Linked DNA regions of Mus musculus: region 1 is linked to region 2. Evidence: chromatin loops called from intact Hi-C (ENCODE). Cell type or tissue: gastrocnemius. All regions are shown on one strand. Links, peaks and the distances in the headings refer to the core of each region. The heading gives the core; the rest is flanking DNA. Region 1 holds the start of Rhox11 (reproductive homeobox 11). Region 2 has its middle 9.6 kb from the start of Zbtb33.

Region 1 (10,998 bases), core at 888-8,887, 95 kb before region 2:
TGCCAGCTCTTTTCTATGGAGAGAAAAAGACAAATACTCAGTATTCCATACCAGGCAAAAAAATGAAGTAAAATTTGTATGCTCTGTGCATATTTTAAGATTTAATAGCTTGCTCTCCATACTTATTCTTAGTTCTGTTGCAGCCTGCCTGTAGGAGGCACTCCTCCCAGCCCACCCCAAGCCTCCTGGTGCAACGTGCGAACAGCCATCGCACTGGCCTTGAGCATCGTTACCTCGCTGCAGCCACATTTGGCTTGAACCAAAGGACCCACTCACCAAAAATGATACCAGATATATACACCAAGAAACACCTGTTTTGAACCTCAGACGCCTGGATCATAGCACCAAAACACAACCATGAACCAATACAATATGCTTCCTCCAGAAGTCAGCAACTCTATTGTATTAAGCTGTAAGTAAAACAGTTGAGCTGAAGCTCAAGACAGAAACTTCAAAACATCAACTATTATTATGTTCAAAGACAGGTATGAAGAAATGCCTTTAAAGACCATGAGAACACACACAGTTGAATGAAATAGTGAGACCTATTCAAGACATGTAAGTAAAACTTAACAAAGGAGTAGAATAAAGGAAAGCCAAAATGAAATAAAAATGGAAATGAAAAACAGTATGCCAAACAAAAGCTTCATATGTAAGTCTCAACAATAGATTAAAGAGCATGGAAGACAGAAATTTCAGATCTTGAAGACAAGGTAGAAGATACATAACATCTCAGTCAAAGAAAATGTTAAATATTAGAAAAAATCTAGGTGTAAGTAGCCCAGGAAATCTGGAACAATATTAAAATCTGGAACAATATTAAAATGCCACACCTCTCAAGGTATAAAAGTGTGTGAAACACCAAATAGACTGGACCAGGACCAGAAAACAAATTCCCCGTGACACATAATAATCGAAACACTAAATGTACATCAAAAGATAGGGTATTAAAAGCTGCAAGGGGGAAAAGACCAAGTCATATACAAAGGAGGGCCCATTAGAATAAAAGCTGGCTTTTCTATGGAGACTCTGAAAGCCAGAAGGAAGTGGATAAATATTCTAGAAGCTCTAAGAGATCACAGTTGTCAAATCAGACTACTAGACCCAGCAAAACTATTAAAGGCAGTTGACAGAGAAAGAAAACCATTTCACAATAAAAACAAATGTAAGCAATTTTTGTACACCAATCCACTTCCACAGACACAAAGAATAAAAAAATCCCAGAAAAGTTCATCAGGAGAGGGAAAAATCCATGCTACCGCAGCAAAATAACAGGAATCAATAAACACTGATCATTAATAACTCTCCATAATGCTTCCTCCAAAAGACACAGACTAATAGGTTTGATAAGAAAATGGATACGCTGAACCTGATACATGGGAAAATGGAGAATATCCTTGAACACATTGGTACAGGAGATGACTTCCTGAACAGAACTCCAATAGCTCAGGCACTATGATCAACAATTAATAAATAGGGCCTTATGAAACTGAAAAGCTTCTTAAGACAAAGGACAACATTATCCCCATAACTCTCCAGGGTAGGCCCCATGTTCAAGAGTAGTCGACCAATACCAAAGTGACTCCATATATTTTTTGTTACTTTGTGGGTGTCTGTATGAGTGTGTACATGAGTGTGCCTGAGTGTGCGTGAATGTGTGTGTGCTTATTTTTATCTTGTTTTTTTTTTCTTCTAATTTTCTCTGCTTTGATTTGGGTTTTTGGTCTTGATAGTTTTCCTGTTTTGTTTTGTTGATGAAGTTGGATGGGTAGGAAGAATCTGGGAGGAAGTAGGAAAGGGAAAATGTAATTAAATATATATTGTATAAAATATTTTTAATAAAAATTTTAAAATGCTATCTCCTCTCACACATCTACAAGCATAGTTTTTCAGTAATTCTTAGAAGGAACCATGTTTACAAGTGGTTTTACCTTGTTCCAACTGACTCTTGGGATGGTATATAGTTTCACGGGCATGAAGGTCTTCATTCTATTGAACATGCTCTCTAAAAAAATGTATGTACAAAAAGCAGGTTCCAGCACAGGCAATACACATGAAATAGAGAACCTGGAATGCTGACAAAATTTAAATGTTCTGTGTATTGAACGTAAAAAGCATCACATGGAAGCAGACAACATATATGAACATCAGTAACCCACTCCAAAAACACGCCCACACTTAAATACAAGACCTTTTTAAAGAGACACGTGACCACAAAGACAGGTTATGGTGGCTAAAAGCACAGGTAAAGTCACACAACAGTAAGGAAATAAACTCCAAATCACACAGATATTATCCCACACCCAGAGAAGTGGTTATTAACAATGTCCTCCACAAAATAACAAGCCTGGTAAGTCCCTAAAGGCATTGGAAACATCATGCTGGATTTTGGGAGATGTCAAGCAATATATCCACAAAGGAAGGGTCGGGTCCCCTTCAAATAGTGAGCATAGAATGATCACATGATACAGCAAATTGTTTTTGGGTGTACACCCCCAAATGACTGAAAATCTGGAATTTTAGGAGAGGCATTTGTGTACTCTCTCTCCTCATAGCAGCAAAGCACAGTCTACATGGGCCACAGAGAAAATCATCCAGATATCCTTTTTGCAGATGGTGGGAATAACAGAAAACATATGATAGCTATGCAAAGAGGTCTTTGAGATGTAATTTACCCCCGAGAAAGCAGAAATTCAGCCAGATGTTAGCACACTGAGGAGGCCTGAAGACATGCCAATTGAAGCAGGTTAACTCAGAAAAGACAAATTCTGTCTGATTTCCCTTAAGTGACGTTCCTAGACAAGGCACCCAGAGAGGAGCAATAAGGCAGGAGAGTGGTAGCTAGAGCCTGTGGACATGGGAAGGGCAGTTGTTTAATGGGTTCAGGTTTTCCTTTGGTATCATAGAGAAGATCCCAGAGACCTGTCCCCAAACCACTTGACAAGACTTCAGGCTGCTCAATTTTGACCTTCAGATTTGGTTTAGGCTTTTATGTTTCTGTATTTAAGGATAATCTTTTCAATGAAAGCAACCGAAGGAGTGGTCAGTGAGCATTCCAGGGACCTCGTTCGCACCAAGCATGCAACCCCAGTCCTCCAGGAGAGGTCTCCTCGTGGGGGGACTAAGAGCTAAACAAACCCCAGACCTGAAGACAGCTAGGGAAAGGGGCCTCAGACGAGTAAGAGGGGAAACCTTCTGCTCCTTCTTCACCTTCTTCACCTGAGACAAAGGCCTAGTGGGCCTTTTCTCCTGCCTTTGGCTGACCACTGCAGTCTGGTCAGGTACGTTCAAAGCCTGTCCTGATCATATTTCAGTTTACATGAAGCTATGAACCTGTCAGCTTGCCTTTCTTTGTCTAAAACGACTAGTCTAAGAATGAGCAGTTTTGGTAGGCTGACACATACACCCCCAGATGAAAAAAAAACATTTCATTTTCAGATGCCCCTATCTACTTAGTAGAGGGGCATCTCTCTGCCTGCCTTGCCTTGCACCAGTCTTATTTCCGTTTTAATAGCTTTGTTACCTATTGCTGCCTGCCGAGTCTGGAACCTTTCCTGCCTTTCAATTCTTTAACCGATAGAGAAAACAAATTCCACTCAGAACCTCTCGATAATAACTCTCCCCAACCACCAGCACAAAGTTAGCTGAAAACTTCGTGGGTTTAAGGCCGAGAGGGGAAGGAGGTCAACCCTGCTGCCAGTAATCTCAGCTAAGACAAGAGGCTGAGACAGGAGGGTCAAAAGTTCAAGGACGGCGAGCAGGGATACAGAGTTGATTCAAGGCCAGCCTGCACAACTCAGACAGACCCCGATTTAGATTTAATAAAACTAAAGAGAGGCTGTGACCACCCTGGTAGCCCTCGCAACAAAATGCATGCAGGGGGCCTGCCACTGCTTTGCAAAACCCTCCACTACTGCCGTGTAGGTTTAGTTAGGTTTTATTCAGATTCAGTCTTTGTTACGGCTTGAGCTCGCTAGAGGGCGCACTCCCGCCGCGTCCGCTGAGGCTATGTCTCCTGAAGCTCTGAGGAGATTGTACCTCAGGGACAAAGGTATGCCACTGTGAGTGAATCTATGTGCTGAATCTCAAAGACTTTAAAACATTTTAACAAGAGTGGAAAGGGGTCAGGGGAGAGGAAAAAGAGCCCGAGGGACAAACCCGGAACACACACCTTTTGAGGGCATCTGGATACTGATTTTCTACGAACACTGCTTGCAGTTCCCACAGCTGTCCAGGTGTAAATCTGTATGCTTTCCGAGGAATCCTGAATAACGACTGCTCACTGGTCTCGGCCACCTTACTGGTCTCCTCTGGCTCTTCTCGCCCAGTGTCCTGAGTGTTAGGCATGACACAGCTATGCTCGCCTATAGAGCTCTGGTGGCCCTCTTTCGGGATGCCTGTTACTTCATCGGCGAAGCCGCCACTGTTTGATGTGTAGGCCACCTTTTCCTCGGGTTCAGTCGTGATTTCTTCCTCACAGAAGCTCATCCCATAGTAGTCGTAGTCGAAGTAGAAGTACTTACGGGACATGATCTATGCTCGTCAGAAGGCACACTCTTGTGGTTTCCAATGGGGCTCTGCTCCTTGAAGCCCTCTAAATTGTTACCCTAGGCTACACACGTTCCTCTCTGACACAGACACTCGTCCTCCTCCACCGATGCTACTGGCTTTCAACTCACAAACCTGTGTGAGGCTCTAGTTTAGGCACACACGGGGTAGAACTTTGTGTGAATCTGCCCTATAGAATAAGACAGTTGTCATAAACGGGCGTGGCAAAAAGGGCGACTTAAAACAGAACGTTAGTTTTCTAACTCATATGAGAAGTGAAGCCCTAGTTGGATCTCAGTTAAGGAGTTTCCCTGGGTCTAAGACAGGATCTTGACTATGGCTTAGAATGCATTTTAGGCTGATTTAGATGTGAAGGCAGAATATCAATAAAAATAAGATAACTAAATAAACTACCGTTTTAGGATATAATTTCCTATTTTTATGTGACCCTAAATAAAGCTTCATCTCTTTGTACTACCTATTATTTGAAGCATTCTCATTATGTAAATTATGAAGTCAAAATAATGGAACAACTCTGAAAAAATGTTGGCTGATCCTTTCCATCCTAGAAAGCCAAATTAGGCCATGATTTAATTTTGTATAAAAAAAAATAAAAGCATATGTGTGTAAATATAAAGATGTGTTTGCAATTTTAACAAAGAATATAATTATATGTATATGATGTATATGTATTTTTGTTGTATCCACCAGAGAAGAATACTTGGACACCAGTTTAAGTGTTTGTGACCCCAGTATAGCTCCCAGATTGTCTCAGGATGAGCTACCAAACATAAAAAACACATCCTGGGCTGACATATTTCAATTAACAAGAAGAGTTAGCCAGAAGCAGAACTACAGAAGCCAAAAAAGCAAGGTCAGTCCATTTGGAGACTTTCCCAAAACTATGGACTTTGATAGATTAGATCTTTGTTTTTATTTTGATGAAGGGTACTGTCTATGTGCTTAGTTTTATTACCTGAATGGTACTTCCATCATGGAGTTAGTTGTGCTAATGTCTGGGGCCCTTTTATAGTATATAAAGTAAAAGTCTTCATGGTTCATTATTAGTCAGTGTTTGATTTGGGTACAAGTGTTTTGTGCCTGTTTACCTTTGATCACATAAAATTTCAGGTCCAAAAAGGTCACAGTTTAAAATGTTTAGGGAGGTCTTCTTTAGTGTACCAGGGAGCCTTCCAGAACAGAAGGTTGTCGTTTTGTTTGTTTGTTTGTTTTTTATGGCCTAAACTTTAATTACTTTCAGGAGTCACTGGGTATCCAGAATTTTCTGAAGCCATATCCACAAACTACAAGGTTAGGAGATTTATAGGGTCCATGAGAGGCCATCATTCTGCCTACCACTCTTATTCCTGGCGACCTTACCCCAAGCTGCAAGGGTGACTTCAGTTGAATCTTGCTAAGGCAACCTGCTTGTTCCTGCTTCTCTATCTATGATCTGGAAAGTGTCTCTTGGTGACTCTTCATTAGCCTTTTTCTTGTGTCTCCATCTGAGAGACGTATCTAAATTCCTCTACAGTGCCAAGACAGTCAGTAGCATTAGCTAGCAAGCTCGACACCTTGGCTCTAACATCACAAAACTTACTCTTACCATTTTCTTACTTTTGTGCCATGTACCCTTTTCTGTGCTTTCTTCAGTGTACCCAAGATGCCAGAGGCTTTTTTTTTGTTTGTTTGTTTGTTTGTTTTTTTTGTTTTTCGAGGCAGGGTTTTTCTTTATAGCCTTGGCTGTCCTAGAACTCACTTTGCAGACCAGGCTGGCCTCGAACTCAGAAATCTGCCTGCCTCTGCCTCCCAAGTGCTGGAATTAAAGGGGTGCTCCACCACTGCCCGGCACAGAGGCTTCTTTTGAAATATGATTTGAAGGACGGCAGACTTCTTCCTGACATCTTGTGCGAGATATGTTTTCTGAAGTCTTGGGAGGCACTTCCCTTGTCTGTGGCCTTGATTGTTAGCTTAACCGGATTTAGAATTACCTAGGATGCACACTTGAGGGAGATGGTGAGGTAATTCTAGAGAGAATTATCCCTCAATATGGGTGACTTATTCCAACTGGAAAACCAGATATAATGAGGTCAAAGGAAAATCCTGTGCGCATATGAATTCTCTTTTTCTGAGTAATTCTACCATCTCCAGAGTGATCATTGTCTGGCATCAGAATGTAGATTCTCCAGCATTCTAAAGAGGACCCAATACAGAACTTTCAGGTACTTTCCTGATTTTCTGCACTGGATTGGAGCTGCTAAGAAGACCATCTCCTTGGCCTAAGCCGCTTCTGAGTTCTTTGCCTTTTGCATGCATGTTTGTAAGGTTCTTTCAGCTTCTGCTCTGCAAGCCAATTTAGGGAATGTCCTTTAGTTCTCGTATGATACTAGAGAAATAATTGCTAAAGATTTCCCAAACAGGCTTACTGGTGTCTGGAGCTGGCTCATTTTTCTCTAGTTAAATTGGTGAATTTTCTCTCTGGCTAGTATGGAGATCAGTGAGTTCTCGCTGGAAAAACTGTTTAGTGAAATACACAAGACAAAGCATTCCATACTATTTATTCACCACTGTGAAAAACAAAGACACTTTTGAATATTTCTGAAAAATTCTTCCTAAGATGTTGAAAAAGTGCTTCTGGCAGGTCTGAATAAAGTAACAAAGGAAAAAAAATGAACTTAAAAGGAATGAATTTTCCTAGGTCCAAACTTGTATAAACACACTAATTTGATTTTAAAAAATCTTCCATTTAGAAACCAGATGTAGAATTTAACTGTCCTGGTACCTGCATCCTCACTGATGCTGATGCTGCAGTATGATTCTCTCCATTGTTGGCTGACAAACTTGCATCATCGATGGAGACTGCATTGGCTTTCCCTGAAGGAGTTGTTCAGCAATACTAGGCAGATGGCCCCAGGGAATCCGCTCTCACCACTCACCTTTGCTTTTAGATTTATAACTACATTGATATCTCAGGAGATGCATACAGGTGAGAAGCAGCCATCAAAAAATTCTTGGATTTCCTTATTCATATGAGCAGCAGTCTTGGGAATATGTGGAAGGACTTTTGATGGTAGGATAACTTGGGGAGAAACGTAGAAGCACATCAAGCTGTATACATGACTATGGTCCCCTGAGCAGAGATTCTGAGCTTCATGTTGTATTTCAGAGTTTTTAAAAATTTTAAAATCTAATTACAGAATTTCTCCCCTTGTTCCTCTCATCCATCCCAAGCCTCTGCACTCTCTCCCTCTCCCTCCCTCCCTCCCTCCCTCTCCCTCCCTCCCTCCCTCCCTCCCTCTCCCTCTCCCTCTCCCTCCCTCCCTCCCTCTCCCTCCCTCCCTCCCTCTCCCTCTCCCTCCCTCCCTCCCTTCCTCTCTCTCCCTCTCTCCCTCTCTCCCTCACACTCTCTGTCTCTCTATAATTTATGACCTCTTTTTTTTTAATTTTTACTACATACATTTGAAAACACACACTCGCGCGCACACACACACACTGCTGAGTCTGTTTAGTGTAGTTATTTAGGAATGATCACTTGGTATTGGACAACAAATAAAGGGCCTCATTCCCAGGAAAGACTTTTTCTCCCTTTATCAGCAATTGAAGCTAGGGGTGGAGACAGGTAAGATTTCACCCACTATGTTTGGGTGTCAACTAGTGTTGGAATTATTAACATTTTGTTTCGAGAGTAGTTATTGAGATTGCATTGCTATAGCTTTCCCTTTTTATTCAGAAGACACAATCTCACAGCAGACTTCTTGATCTCCTAGATCTTACAGTCCTTCTGTTCCCTCTTTCACCACATTCCTCCAGCCTAAAACGTGTAAGTTAAGCTGTAAATGTGTACAATGGGGGCTAGGTAGCACTTGGCGAGTAATTCTCTGCATTTTGAACAGCTTTGGCTTTATATAGTGGTCTCCTAATGAAAACAGATACTTCTTTAGTCATAGCTGACGTCTACCCTTGTTTGTGGGTATTAAAATAAATATTGAAAGTTAGAAATTATATTAGTTTGGGAAAGTGGCAATATAGTAGGTTCAACTCTAAGAGCTGTAACCTCACTAAATACACACAGTTGACTAGATTTATAATACTGAGCATAATTTCTCTTCTGCTAAACAGGCCTTAAGTACAATTAGAAAACTTTTAGTTACCTCAAAGATAGAAGTGCCACCATGATTCCTTAGGAAAAATAGCTACACTGGTCATTATGGTTACACAATTTCTAAAAGATGCTAGGGAAATGTAAAAGTAATGTTAAATTGCATTACCCTAATTGCTAGGGGTGTTGGATACATTTGAAATATTTCTTTAGCATTTTATTTCTTCTTTAGCCAACTCTATTTAAATCTGTAGCACATCTATATTGAGTTTATGTTCTTGATTCTTCATTTTTAAAAGCTTTTTGTATATCCTGGATGTTAATCTATCAGATGATAACTGGCAACTATCTTTTCCAACGTTGTGGATTTCCTCTTAAGTCGGTTGATTTTTTCCCTTGCTACACAGAGACTTTAGAATTCTATAAGGTTTCATTGGCCAATTTTGTTTTTTGTTTTACCTTAAGTACTTAAAGACATCACACTAATTTACAGTAAAGGTTTTGCATAATAGAGATTCTGAATAGGAGAAATTAGGTAGAAGAAATGATGTTCTCATATCTCTAAATATAGAAAATTATATGTGAATATTCTTAGACATAATCCTGATTTACCTGACAGGAAACATTGAAATATATACTTGAAATATATATCTCTAAGATAAAAGATACCTTATCAGAGAAAAATATCTGAACTTAATATTTAAGAAACTGTTGAGAGTGTTCTAGCAACTCTCTCCCTCTGATTTGAGGATTGGTTCAACACTAGAAAAGCTAAATCTAGGAATAATTAGTAAAACAAACAAGCTGGTACCTGCCCCCCTCCTACAAAGGGTGACCTTCACATGAAGGTCATTTTCTTGGTGGAATCCAAGAAAATCATCATTTTCCAGGAGCAAGTGGGAGATGGGCTCTTCTGTGAACACCAGAACTTTGACACCCATTTTGGCCTAAACAACCCTCTCTCCCTTCTCTTCAGTTAGCAATAAAGTACAGGATTTTCCATTTATTCCTTGGGTGTCCTTTCCACAGAAAAGGCTATGTTGTACTAAAATTTCTACAAAAGGTAGCTCAGAGCAGCTGAGGGGGCTTCGAAACACAGTGGCTACACCCTCCCTGGCAGAATGAGGGCACACTCTGCCTCTGCAGCATTCATGGGCAGTTCTACCATTTCTTCACATCCTGTCGCACCCTCCTAGGTGCCTGTCAGGTCCTTCCCTGGGACTTCTGTGATCCTACTGTGTCCTAGCCTACTGATACAGCCCCCAACCATGGTTTCTGTGAGAAAGTCTTGGGGGAAGTAATGGGACCAGAATCTGGAAGCCAAGAAAGATGAGCCCTGGGCACCAGCAGCAATAGTAGCTGTGTGTGGCTAAGGAGCAAACATTGGTCACAAAACAGCAGCTCTGTCCAGAGAAAAGTAGGGAGCTTGAAACTTGGGGGATGGGTGGAGCTAGCTACACAGTGCTTGGTAAGAAAAGTGCACTTGTATAATTTCTCCATATTTTTATTTTGCTATCCCTGCCCTGACTCAGCAAACACATATTTCATCATGTTCTCCCACACAGAGGGCTGTTTAGATTAGACTTCATCTTGTCAAAGCATCAAAGGTTGTCTTATGAACGCCATAGTGTATCCAGGGAGATTGCTCAGTGGGTAAAGAGACATGATGGTATTCCGGAGCACCTGGTTTTAGTCCCTGGGCCCCACAGGATGGATAGAGTCTCCCAAGTTCTCCTCTGACCTCCACATGCTCAGTTGTTGTGTCATGCTCACACATGTAATTAATGTAAAATATCTAATAAAGAACTGTAGTTGAGAAACAGAACTGAGTCTATCAGGTGTGTTTTCTCACAGGTATTTTCATCCTTAGCTGTGACATTTAGTGGGCTGTGTGCATGTTTGTGGTTTGGGTAAAACATGCAGGAGGAGACACCAGCTGTCATTCCTAGGAAACCATACCTGATTCTACATAGTTGATTCCAATTAAGTATGTGTGCATGTGTGCATGTGTGTGTGTATGTGTGTGTGTGTGTGTGTGAGAGAGAGAGAGAGAGAGAGAGAGAGAGAGAGAGAGAGAGAGAGAGAGAGAGTTGTGCATGTGACAGAGAGTGGGGGTAGGGAGAGGGAGGGACATCAGAGAGCAAGGAAGAGCAGGAACATATTCACATCTGTGGATGGTAGATGGATGTTCTTTCAGGAGTCTCCTTTTGGCCTCTGACACTCAAGGCTGTGTCCCCATTGTTTCCAGACTGTGCTTCCTTTTTTTCGGGCATTTGGCCCAACAACTTGCAGTCAGTGTTCCTGTTTCTGCACATTATCTCCCTGTATGTGTGCTGGGATTCCCGATGCCC
Region 2 (10,998 bases), core at 1,888-9,887:
GCTCTTGGAAAAAGAATGCTGTGTTTATGGCAATTGCTTGGAAGTAGTCGAAGAAAATATGGCTCAGCTTAAAAAAAAATAAATGACAGGAAATGAGAAAGAGAACAGTCCCGGGGCTGGTGTGAGTCTTTTTTAACTGGTCCCGTTGGTTGACCACCCTTGTCTTGGGTTTGACTGGTTCACTCATTCTTCTGATACGGGCCCTGATTTTGGACCCTGTATAATTAATGCTTTAGTCAAGTTTATTAAAGAATGGATTTCTGCTATTCAATTGATAGTTCTCAAAGAGCAATACCAGCCCCTAGAAGTATCTCAAGGATTTAAGATGGCCTGGTACTCAAAAAGGGAAGCTTTTGTCTTTGTCTTTTTTTTTTCATTACATCAGATATATTACTGTAATGTTACAAGGAATAAAAATTAAAGAATTTTTAATTTAAATTTTTTAAAGGTTTACAACATTAAAAAGGTTAATCACTGCCTCTTAAAATCCAGCCCCTCCTTTTAGTTTACTCTAGCAAGGTTAAAGCAGTCTGAAGAAAGATAACAGTTCTCTCAGCCAAGGTCAAAAAAGTTCCCAGTCTCTTTATGGAATATTTTTTTAGTTAAAAAGTTTTATTTCAATACTAGAAGGTCTTCAATTCAAAACTCACACACACACACACACACACACACACACACACACACACACACACACACACACACACATATATATATATATATATATATATATATATATATATATATTTCACTTTAATTTTTTTTACAGTCCAGTTGCTATCCCCGCCCTCCCACAGTTCCTCATCCCATTGCTCCTCCCCCAGGCCTCAATCAAGTCTCTCTAGTTGCATCTTCTCTCACTGAGGCCAGACCAGGCAGTCCTCTGCTGTATATGTGTTGGGGGCCTCCTACCAGCTGGTGTATGCTGCCTGGTTGGTGGTCCAGTGTCTGAGAGATCTCGGGGGTCCAGATTAGTTGAGCCTGCTGGTCCTCCAACAGGGTCACCCTTCTCCTCAGCTTCTTTCAGACTTTCCTTAATTTAACCACTGGGGTCCATTGGTTGGGTTTAAATGTCTGCATCTGACTCTTTCAGCTGCTTGTTGGGCCTCTCAGAGGGCATCCATGCTAGGCTCCTGTCTGTTTAGTGTCAGGCCTTGGAGTCTCCCTTGAGATGGATCCCAAGTTGGGCTGGTCACTGGACCTCCTTTCCCTCAGTCTCTTCTCCATTTTTGTCCCTGCAGTTCTTTTAAATTCTGGGTCACAGTTTTTGACTATGGGATGGCAACCCCATCCCTCCACTTGATGCCCTGTCTTTCTGCTGGAGGTGGACTCTACAAGTTCTCTCTCCCCACTGTACGGCATTTCATCGAAGGTCCCTCCCTTTGAGTCCTGAGAGTCTCTCACCTCCCAGGTCTCTGGTACATTCTAGAGGCTCCCCCCACCTCCCACCCCCTGAGGTTGCCTGTTTCCATTCTTTCTGCTGGCCCTCAGGGCTTCTCTCCTGTCCACCCCCATACCTGATCATGTTCCCCTTTCCCCTCTCCCTCTCCTCTCCCACCCAGATCCTTCCCTCCCTCTGTCTCCCACACACACACACCCCGGGGATTGCTTTCTTCTCCCTCCCAAGTGGGACTGAAGCATCCTAACTTGGGCCCTTCGGCTTGTTAACCTTCATGAGTTCTGTGGATTGTATCCTGGGTATTTTGTAATTTTTTGGCTAATATTCTCTTATTAGTGAGTACATGTCCTTTTGGGTCTGAGTCACCTCACTCAGGATGATATTTTCTAGTCCCATCCATTTACCTGCAAAACTCATGCTGTCCTCATTCTTAATAGCTGAATAGTATTCCATTGTGTAAATGAACCACATTTTTCTGATTCCATTCTTCCGTTGAGGAACATCTGGGTTGTTGCAAGCTTCTGGCTATTACAAATAAGACTTATATGAACATAGTGGAGCACAAGTCCTTGTTAGGTATGGTGGGGCATCTTTTGGGTATATACCCAAGAGTGGTATAGCTGGATCTTCAGGTAAGACTGTTTACAATTTTCTGAGGAACCACCAGACTGATTTCCAGAGTGGTTGTATAAGCTTGCAATTCCACCAACAATAGAGGAGTGTTCCTCTTTCTCCATATCCTCGCCAGCATCTGCTGTCACCTGAGCTTTTGATCTTAGCCCTTCTGTAAGCTATTTTGTAAACCATCTTAGCCATTGGTGTAACAATCTCAGGATTGTTTTGATTTGCATTTGCCTGATCACTAAGGACTTTGAACATTTCTTTAAGTGTTTCTCAGCCTTTGAGTTTCCTCTGTTTGTTTGGGGGTTTTGTTTGTTTGTTTGTTTGTTTGGTTGGTTGGTTTTGGAGGTTAGCTTTGTGAGTTCTTTATATATTTTGAATATTAGCCCTCTATCAAATACGGAGTTAGTGAAGATTTTTTTTTCCCAGTCTGTAGGTAAGTAGCCAATTTGTCCTATTGAAGGTTGCCGATTTGTCTTACCGAGTATGTCCTTTACCTTACAGAAGCTTTCCAGTTTCATGAGGTCCCATTTATCAATTCTTGACCTTAGAGCCTGAGCCATTAGAGTTCTGCTTAGGAAATTTCCCCTGAGTAAATGAGTTCAAGGCTCCTTCCCAATTTCTCTTCTATTAGATTCAGTGTATCTGATTTTATATTGAGGTCCTTGATTCACTTGGACTTGAGTTTTGTGCAAGGTGACAAATGGATCTATTTTCATTTTTCTACATACACTCTTCCAGTTAGATCAGCATCATTTATTGAAAATGCTTTCTTTTTTCATTTCATTTTTTGGCTTCTTTGTCAAAGATTGAGTGTGCATAGATGTGTAGTTTTATTTTTCTGGATCATCAATTCTATTCCACTGATCTACCTGTCTGTCTCTGTACCAATACCATGCAGTATTTTTTTAATCACTATTGCTTGAGGTCAGGATGGTGATTCTCCCAGAAGTTCCTTTATTGTTAAGAATTGTTTTTGCTGTCCTGGGTTTTTTGGTTTTCCATATGAAATTGAGAATTGCTCTTTCCATATCTATGAAGAATTGTGTTGGAATTTTGATGGGAATTGCGTTGAATCTGTAGATTGCATTTTTACTATGTTAATCCTACCAATCTATGAGCATGGGAGATCTCTCAATTTTCTGAGGTCTTCTTTGATTTCTTTCTTGAGAGACTTGAAGTTATTGTCATACAGATCTTTCACTTGTTTAGTTAGAATTACCCCAAGATATTTTATATTATTTGTGACTATTGTGAAGGGTGTTGTTTCCCTAATTTCTTTCTCAGCCCATTTATCATTTGTATAAAGGAAAGCTACTGATTTGTTTGAGTTAATTTTATATCCAACCATTTTGCTGAAGTTGTTTATCAGCTGTAGAAGTTCTCTGGTAGAATTTTTGGTATCCCTTATGTATACTATCATATCTTCTGCAAATAGGGATACCTTGACTTCTGCTTTGCCAATTTGTATCCCCTTGATCTCCTTTTGTTGTCTTATTGCTCTAGCTAGAATTTTGAGTACTATATTGAATAGATACAGGGAGAATGGGCAGCCTTGTCTTGTCCCTGATTTTTCTGGGATCGCTTCAAGTATCTCTCCATTTATTTTGATGTTGGCTACTGTTTTGCTGTATATTACTTTTATTATGTTTAGGTATGGGCCTTGAATTCCTGATCATTCAAAGACTTTTAACATGAAGGGGTGTTGAATTTGTCAAATGCTTTTTCAGCAGCTAATGAGATGATCATGTGATTATTTTCTTTGAATTTGTTTATATAGTGGATTATGTTAATGTATTTTCATATATTGAACCAACCTTGCATTCCCAGGATGAAGCCTACTTGATCATGGTGAATGATCATTTTGATGTGTTCTCGGATTTGGTTACTAGAATTTTATTATTTTTGCACTGATATTCATAGTGAAATTGATCTGAATTTCTCTTTCTTTGTTGGGTCTTTGTGTGGTTTAGGTATCAGCATAACTGTGGCTTCATAGAATGAATTAGGTAGTGTTCCTTCTGCTATTTTGTGGAATAGTTTGAGAAATAGTGATATTAGCTCTTCTTTGAAAGTCTGGTAGAATTCTGCAGTAAAGCCATCTGACCCCGGGCTGCCACCTATAACAACAAACATAACAGGAACTTATAGTCATCCATCTTTAATATCTCTAATATCAACGGACTCAATTTCCCAATAAAGAGACAAAAGCTAACAGACTATATACGCAAACAAGAACCTTTTGGTTTTGTTATGAGATGGTTAATTTCTTGGGTTTTTTGTTTGTTTGTTTGTTTGTTTGTTTGTTTTGTTTCTGTTTTTGTTTTTGTGTAGGCACCCTCCTTGTGTTGGAGTTTTCCTTCTAGAATCCCCTGTAAGGTTGGGTTGGTAGATAGATGTTGTTTAAATTCGGTTTCGTCGTGGAATATTTTGGTTTCTCCATCTATGATGAGAGTTTTGCTAGGTATAGTAGACTGGGCTGGCATTTGTGTTCTCTTACAGTCTGCATGACATCTGTCCAAGATCTTCTAGCTTTCCTAGTCTCTGGTGTAATTCTGATCGGGCTGCCTTTATATGTTACTTGGTCTTTTTCCTTTACAGCTTTCAATATTCTTTCTTTGTTCTGTGCATTTAGTGTTTTATTATGTGGTGAGAGGATTTCTTTTCTGGTCCAATCTCTTTGGTATTCCATAGGCTTCTTTTACCTTTGTGGCCATCTCTTTCTTTAGGTTAAGGAAGTTTTCTTCTATGAGTTTGCTGAAAATGTTTTCTGGTCCTTTAACCTGGGAGTCTTTGCTCTCTTCTATTTCCATTATTCTTTAGTTTGGTCTTTTCATTGTGTCCTAGATTTACTGGATGGTTCAGGTTAGGAGTTTTTTATGATCTGAATTTTCTCTGACTGTTGTGTCAATTATCTTTTAAGGTATCTTCTACACTTGAGTTTTTTTTCTTCTATTTCTTGTATTCTGTTGTTGATGCTTGCATCTGTAGCTCCTGACCTCTTTCCTAAGTTTTCCATTTCCAGGGTTGCCTCTATTTGTGTTTTCTTTATTGTTTCTACTTCCACTTTAAGGTCTTGGACCACTATTTAATTCCTTCTCCTGTTTGGTTGTGTTTTCCTATATTTCTTTAAGAGATTTATTTGTTTTCTCTTTAAGAGCTTCTACTAGGGCGAGAGTCAGAAAGGCGAGGAGCGCCGGGAACAGGCGTGTGGGACTCCTGACCGGAGAGCAGGAGGCTGCGCCTTCCCCGCACTGGGACCTTCACGACATACCAGATCCTAGTCCTTGCCCGGTGCGAACGCCCACGATGACCACTGAAAGACCCCCGAGGGGAGATCCCCACTCAGGCACTTAAGTCCCGGGACAGCCGCGGACCCAAGAAGACACTGAGACCATATATAAAATGTAGAAGGTAAGATTTAATAAAGCAGCAGCGACATGAAAGCACAAAGACAACCAGAGCTCTGGGGTCGAAACTCATACACCCAGTGGCACCTAGTGGTGTAGAGGAGAATCGACCCTTAGCCAGAGCTGTTCACAGGCTTATATAGGAAAACTCAAGGGGGGAGAGTTGGGCAGGGAAGCACAAGTTTACATCACTAGGGAGTTCTGCCAAGGGACAAGGGGTTCTGCCAAAGGATTCTACATAACTAAGGGGTCATCATGTCCTTCATCTGGCAATGTACTCGGTTCATTTTGTCATTTTGAAGGTTTTTTATCTTAAAAATGTTCTTGGAACAGTTTTCAGTTGGGAGGGTAGGGAGGGTAGGGTGAGGAGTTTAGGGATACGTTCTGGGGTGAAAAGTTTAGGAGTGTTCCGAGAACAACCTCTAGATGGGAGGGGTCTAGGCTCTGGGGTGAATAAGAGTTCAGTAAAAATTTTTATTCTTCACCACCACCCTCGTGTCTGCCACCATTTTCGACTTGAGCGAAGTTTTATGCAAGGGTAACAAGATACTCAACTACAGCACTCCCAGCGCTGGGGGCTGCCTGCTGGACAGGAAGGCAGTGGGCACCCCTGCTAGCAGGGGCTTCCCTCGCAGGCAGTCCGTCACTCTGCCCAGCTCCAAGTTTCATCAGAACCAGCTTCTCAGCAGCCTTAAGGGTGAGCCGCCCCGGCCCTGAGCTCACGTGACAGCCGCTTTCGAGACCGCTCTTTCTCCAAAGGGGGCGAGTGGCTGCTGCCCACCCAGAAGCAGCCTGGGAGCAGCCAGGTCAACTCCAGCCGCTACAAGACGGAGCTGTGCCATCCCTTCGAAGAAAACGGTGCCTGTAAGTACGGGGACAAGTGCTAGTTCGCGCATGGCATCCACAAGCTCCGCAGCCTGACCCGCCACCCCAAGTACAAGATGGAGCTGTGCCGCACCTTCCACACCATCTGCTTTTGCCCGTATGGCCCCGCTGCCACTTCATTCATAACGCCGAGGAGCGACGAGCCCTGGTGGGGGCCGGGACTTTTCCGCTGACCGTCCAGCCTCCAGCATAGCTTTAGCTTTGCTGGGTTTCCCAGTGCCGCTGCCACCGCCGCTGCCACGGGGATGCTGGACAGCCCCATATCCATCATCCCAACCCCTATCCTGAGCGCCAATGATCTCTTGGGCTCACCTACTCTGCCCGATGGCACCAATAACCCCTTCGCCTTTTCCAGCCAGGAGCTGGTGAGCCTCTTTGCTCCTAGCATGGGGCTGTCTGGGGGAGGCTCCCCCACCACTTTCCTCTTCTGGCCCATGTCTGAATCCCCTCACATGTTTGACTCCCCCCCCCCCCCACAAGCCCTCAGGATTCTCTCTCAGACCGTGAGGGCTATCTGAGCAGCTCCAGCTCCAGCCACAGTGGCTCAGACTCCCCTACCTTGGACAACTCAAGACGCCTGCCCATTTTCAGCAGACTCTCCATCTCAGATGACTAAGCCAGGGTAGGGGTAGGGAGGGACCCACCCCCCGCCTTCTGTCCCCCCCCCCGCCTCCTTCACCTCCCCACCCCCTAACTTTCCCTCAAACCCCACATTGATACATTTAAGCTCAGCCCCTTTCCCAGAACCTTGGTATGTTACCCTCCCCCCACATAAGGACAAGTCAATTTGTCGGTACCTTCTGGCTTGAAACCCTCTCCCTCCGTTTCATAGCCCACTTAACCACGCATAACAGAGTTCCGTCTTTTGTCAGTAGATGCCTCCCTTCCCCCCCCCGCCCCCCCCCCAAGCCTTAAGCGCCAAATCACAGAAGAAAAAAAGCAGTAACCATTTACAGAAGCAACTTGTCACTGTGACTACATTACCTCTTCAACGCCAGGGGGCACCCGTGGGCCTCTCAGAGCCCCTGCCGGTGGGGGTGGGGGTGGGGGTGGGGTGACCCGCAACCAGCAGCTCCCCCAGCTGGCCACACAAGTGCACCTTTCTTTCAGTCTCCCGCGCACTCTTCCTCTTCCTTATAGTTACTCACCTCCCTCAGAGAGCTGTTGCTGGACTTGGGGTTTTTTTTGGGGGGGGGGTCTATTTTGACTTTCAAAACCTTTTTCTTCCCAGCCCGAACCCCTGTTGACTAATCTTGCCTGGGTTTGTGTAGGTCTCCAGGGACAAAGGTTGAACAAGTTGGACGAAGGTTTTGACATAAGTGGGATTTTGTGATTTAATTTCTTTCTTTCTTTTCTTTTCTTTTTTTTTTTTTAAGTGGGGAGGAAGGGGAAACTAGATGGACTATGAGAGACTTGATTCTGGTGCTAAAGTTCCCCAATTCATATGTGACATCTTAAAAATGACAACAAATGAGAGAAAAGCTAAAAACAAAACAACAACAAAAAAACCATGTAAGGGGTGAGCAGTCAATGGTCTGCATTCCACATACAATAGCTGTGTAAAACGATTTCCTGTAGAAGTAGCTTTAATGGATTTTGCTCTAGAATACCTTAGGTCTACCTTAGAGCCCCCACACAATGCTTTTTTCCCTAGGTTTAAACTTCATCTAACTTTCAGAAATTGGAGAGCAAAAATGTTGCTTATCACTGCACATCAATATAAAAAAGCTTATTTAACTTATCAAAACGTATTTATTGCCAAACTATGCTTTTTTGTTAATTTTGTTCATATTTATCGGGATGACAAATCCATAGAATATATTCTTTTATGTTAAATTATGATCTTCATATTAATCTTAAAATTTTGTGATGTGTCTTTCCTCTTTTTTCCACAGTTTTAATTTTTATTCTTCAACAACATTTTTGTAACTTTACACTTTTTTGGTTATTTTATTTTAAAAACATGAAAAATTAATTTAAACAAGTGCAAAAAACTGTTGGATGATTTATTTTAGAAATTCTCCCCTTTGTGTTGGACTGCAAATTGAGTTTCTTTCTCCTTAGGCCTTTCACAGGTAGGACTGAGAATGTATGTATAAGTTCTGTGACAGTACAGAAGGAAAACCACCATTTATGTATAGCTTCTAAGAGGGAAAAAAAGAGAGAGAGAGAGAGGGAAAAACCCTTTGAATTCCATGTGCCCATCTCAAGACATTCCCCTCGCAGATTTGTGGTTCTGGATTCTAGGTTGGAGTTTTCCAATGTTGACATAAACAACTGGCACACACACATAAAGATGAATGTAATTATTATTCCTCTTGCTGGTCACTACTGTCGCTTTCTATTTCTCTTTCTTTGTGTGAATTTATTTAAAAGAAAAAAAAACTTTTTGTAACGACTATTTGCAGTTTAAAAATCAATAAACCCTGTTTTTCAAGAAAAAAAAAGAGCTTCTACCTGTGTTTTCCTGTATTTCTTACAATGAGTTATTTATATCCTCCTCTAAGGACTCTATTATCCTCATGAGACAGGATTTTAAGTCAGCATCCTGGTTTTCAAGTGTGTTGGGGGTATCCAGGGCTTGCTGTGGTGGAAGAACTGGGTTCTGATGTTACCAAATAGTATTGGTTTCTGTTGCTTATGTTTTTGTGCTTGCTTCTTGCCATCTGGTTATCTCTGGTGTTAACTGGCCCGGGTGTCTCTGTCTGGATCCTGACTCCTGTGTCCCTGGGTTGCTGCAGGTTTCCTAGGAGATCTGTGGCCCTGGCTATAGCAGACCTTCTGGGAGGCCTTCAGACTGTGGGATCTTCAGAGGGGCAGACAAGCTGATGACTTGTTCCCCTGGTGCAGCAGATCTCCTGGAAGGCCTTCAGGCTATGGAGTCTTCAGAAGGGCCTAGAAGCTGATGATCTGCCCCTTTTGAAGGAGCAGACCAGAAGGGGAGTGGAGTAAGAGCAGAGGGGATGGGTCTGGAATCTGCTGGGCTCCTCAGGGTTCCCAGCTGCTGCAGTTCTTTGGGAGGCTCCCTTACCTGTTGCCCTGGGTACAGCAGCTCTCCTGGGAGAGCTTCAGACTGAGGTCTTCAGAAGAGCAGACAAGCTGATGATCTGACCCAGCTGAAGTTGCAGGCCAGAAAAACCAAAAATGACTTATAAGGCTTGAGGTTAACAGGGATTGATAGTCCATAACTTTGTAAATAATCAAATCCCATATTCTGAAATATATTTAAAGTCAGGATAAAAACTGATGCAGTTAATTATGAGTTAAAACTGTATTTAATCTCTTGTTTTATGTTCGAAATGTACAGTTTAGAGCAGATAACTAAGAACAGACAATGATCATCTAACTCAGATATGCTAGTTGGGTACTAGCCCTCTGGACTGAGGAAAAAATGTTTCATGTCTATTAACCCAAACCTATAGTGTTTACTGAGCCTTAAAGACAGGTGTCTACTCCTGTTGTCTTAAAGACACCTGTTAACTGCTTTTTCTAAAATAGGGATTTCAATCCAATGGTAAATACTTTTGTAAATTAAAGTTCACATAAGCTTCAGGTAATCAAAAAAAAAATCATAAGATTTGGATCTACTTACCACAGATCAAATGGACTTCAGTATGCCTGCCTGTTCTTAAAAATAGGATTTTCCCCTTGGTCTTAGGGTTTAACTTCCCCAATTTCTAGACAAATTTTAACTTCTGTCCCTAGTTTATATTGTCTCAGTAGATTTTCATCTAAGGACTGCAAACTGCTAAATTCTGAAAGCTGATGATTAACCAGTCCAATCAATATAATAATTCCCTGTCTTTTAGCGGGATCATTTGATCAGATGCTTCTGATAAATGCCCTCATTGCCCTTAACTAGCATTTCAGCCTTCCTGGGCCCTTTTGACATCCTAATGCCAACAGGAAGCAGTTACAGAAGAAAAATATGATGTTCACCACCCCACTTTATAGGCTGAGATGCTAAGTCAAAAAAAAAATCCCCTATTTCTGGCAGTAACTTCTGATTCTTGGGTCCCAATTGACCCTTTGGCCAATGATTCGGACCTTGGGAAAAAGACCTGATCAATCAGTTTAATTTGATTCAGTTACAAATCAGACTGGGGAATGAGAGGGCAATTAAAAGGCCAAGCCAGGGGCTAAGCCAAGCAGACTCCATGACAGGCTCCAAAGTGGTAGTTTAAGGGGTAGGCCTAAGTTTCTGTTTTGATACAACAGGATAGAGGTTACCCACTCCTCCCTGGATTTCCCCTAACAGGCTTTAAATGTGAGCCTGCAAACTCACTCAGCACCTCCAGTTTGATGGATGGAGGTCCCTGAATGCTGGTAATTTCTGCAGAATAAAAGCTCTTTGCCTTTGCATACTATTTGAGTCTGGTGTATCATTCTTTGGTGAAACCAGACCCTTACAAAAAAAATGAAAACAAAACAATCTAAATTTAAAAGACTATAGTGGTAATGCAAAACAATACTATATTTAGTTCTTCTCTCCCAAGTCCCATTTCATATCTGGGGCAGGAGAAGGAGTGGGGACCTTTATACCTAAGAAAAGGACCCAAGAATGAGTGAGAATCTAAGGCAGAAAAAGAGGTGAATAAGGAAAGGAAGGGACTTTTGTGGATACATTGAAAATAGGAATGAAAGGGGTTCAAGGGAAGTAGAACAGAAACGCGAAAAGACCAAAGA

The links. Peaks named below come from ENCODE experiments on the same cell type or tissue, not always from the same donor. Only the 100,000 strongest peaks of a DNase experiment are listed, where the experiment ranks them.
Region 1: a loop joins it to region 2, with 30 times the contacts of the local background. A loop is called at or near these places in 21 of 42 quality-filtered maps.

The regions. Positions count from the first base shown.
Region 1 is chrX:38,080,448-38,091,445 of GRCm38, forward strand. It overlaps Rhox11 (reproductive homeobox 11), which reads right to left and starts at 4,692. Exons shown (of 3, transcript NM_198598.2): 1 at 4,172-4,692; 2 at 1-13. The coding sequence starts at 4,530. It also overlaps the pseudogene Rhox11-ps3. In gastrocnemius, for the core only: a CTCF peak has its summit at 3,979; a DNase peak (open chromatin) is centred at 3,980.
Region 2 is chrX:38,174,699-38,185,696 of GRCm38, forward strand. It overlaps the pseudogene Zfp36l1-ps. Among named protein-coding and RNA genes, the nearest start is that of Zbtb33, 9.6 kb to the right of the region's middle. In gastrocnemius, for the core only: CTCF peaks have their summits at 5,519 (motif pointing left) and 7,311 (motif pointing right); DNase peaks (open chromatin) are centred at 5,300, 5,469, 6,162, 6,399 and 1 more place; H3K4me3 peaks cover 2,579 bases; H3K27ac peaks cover 598 bases.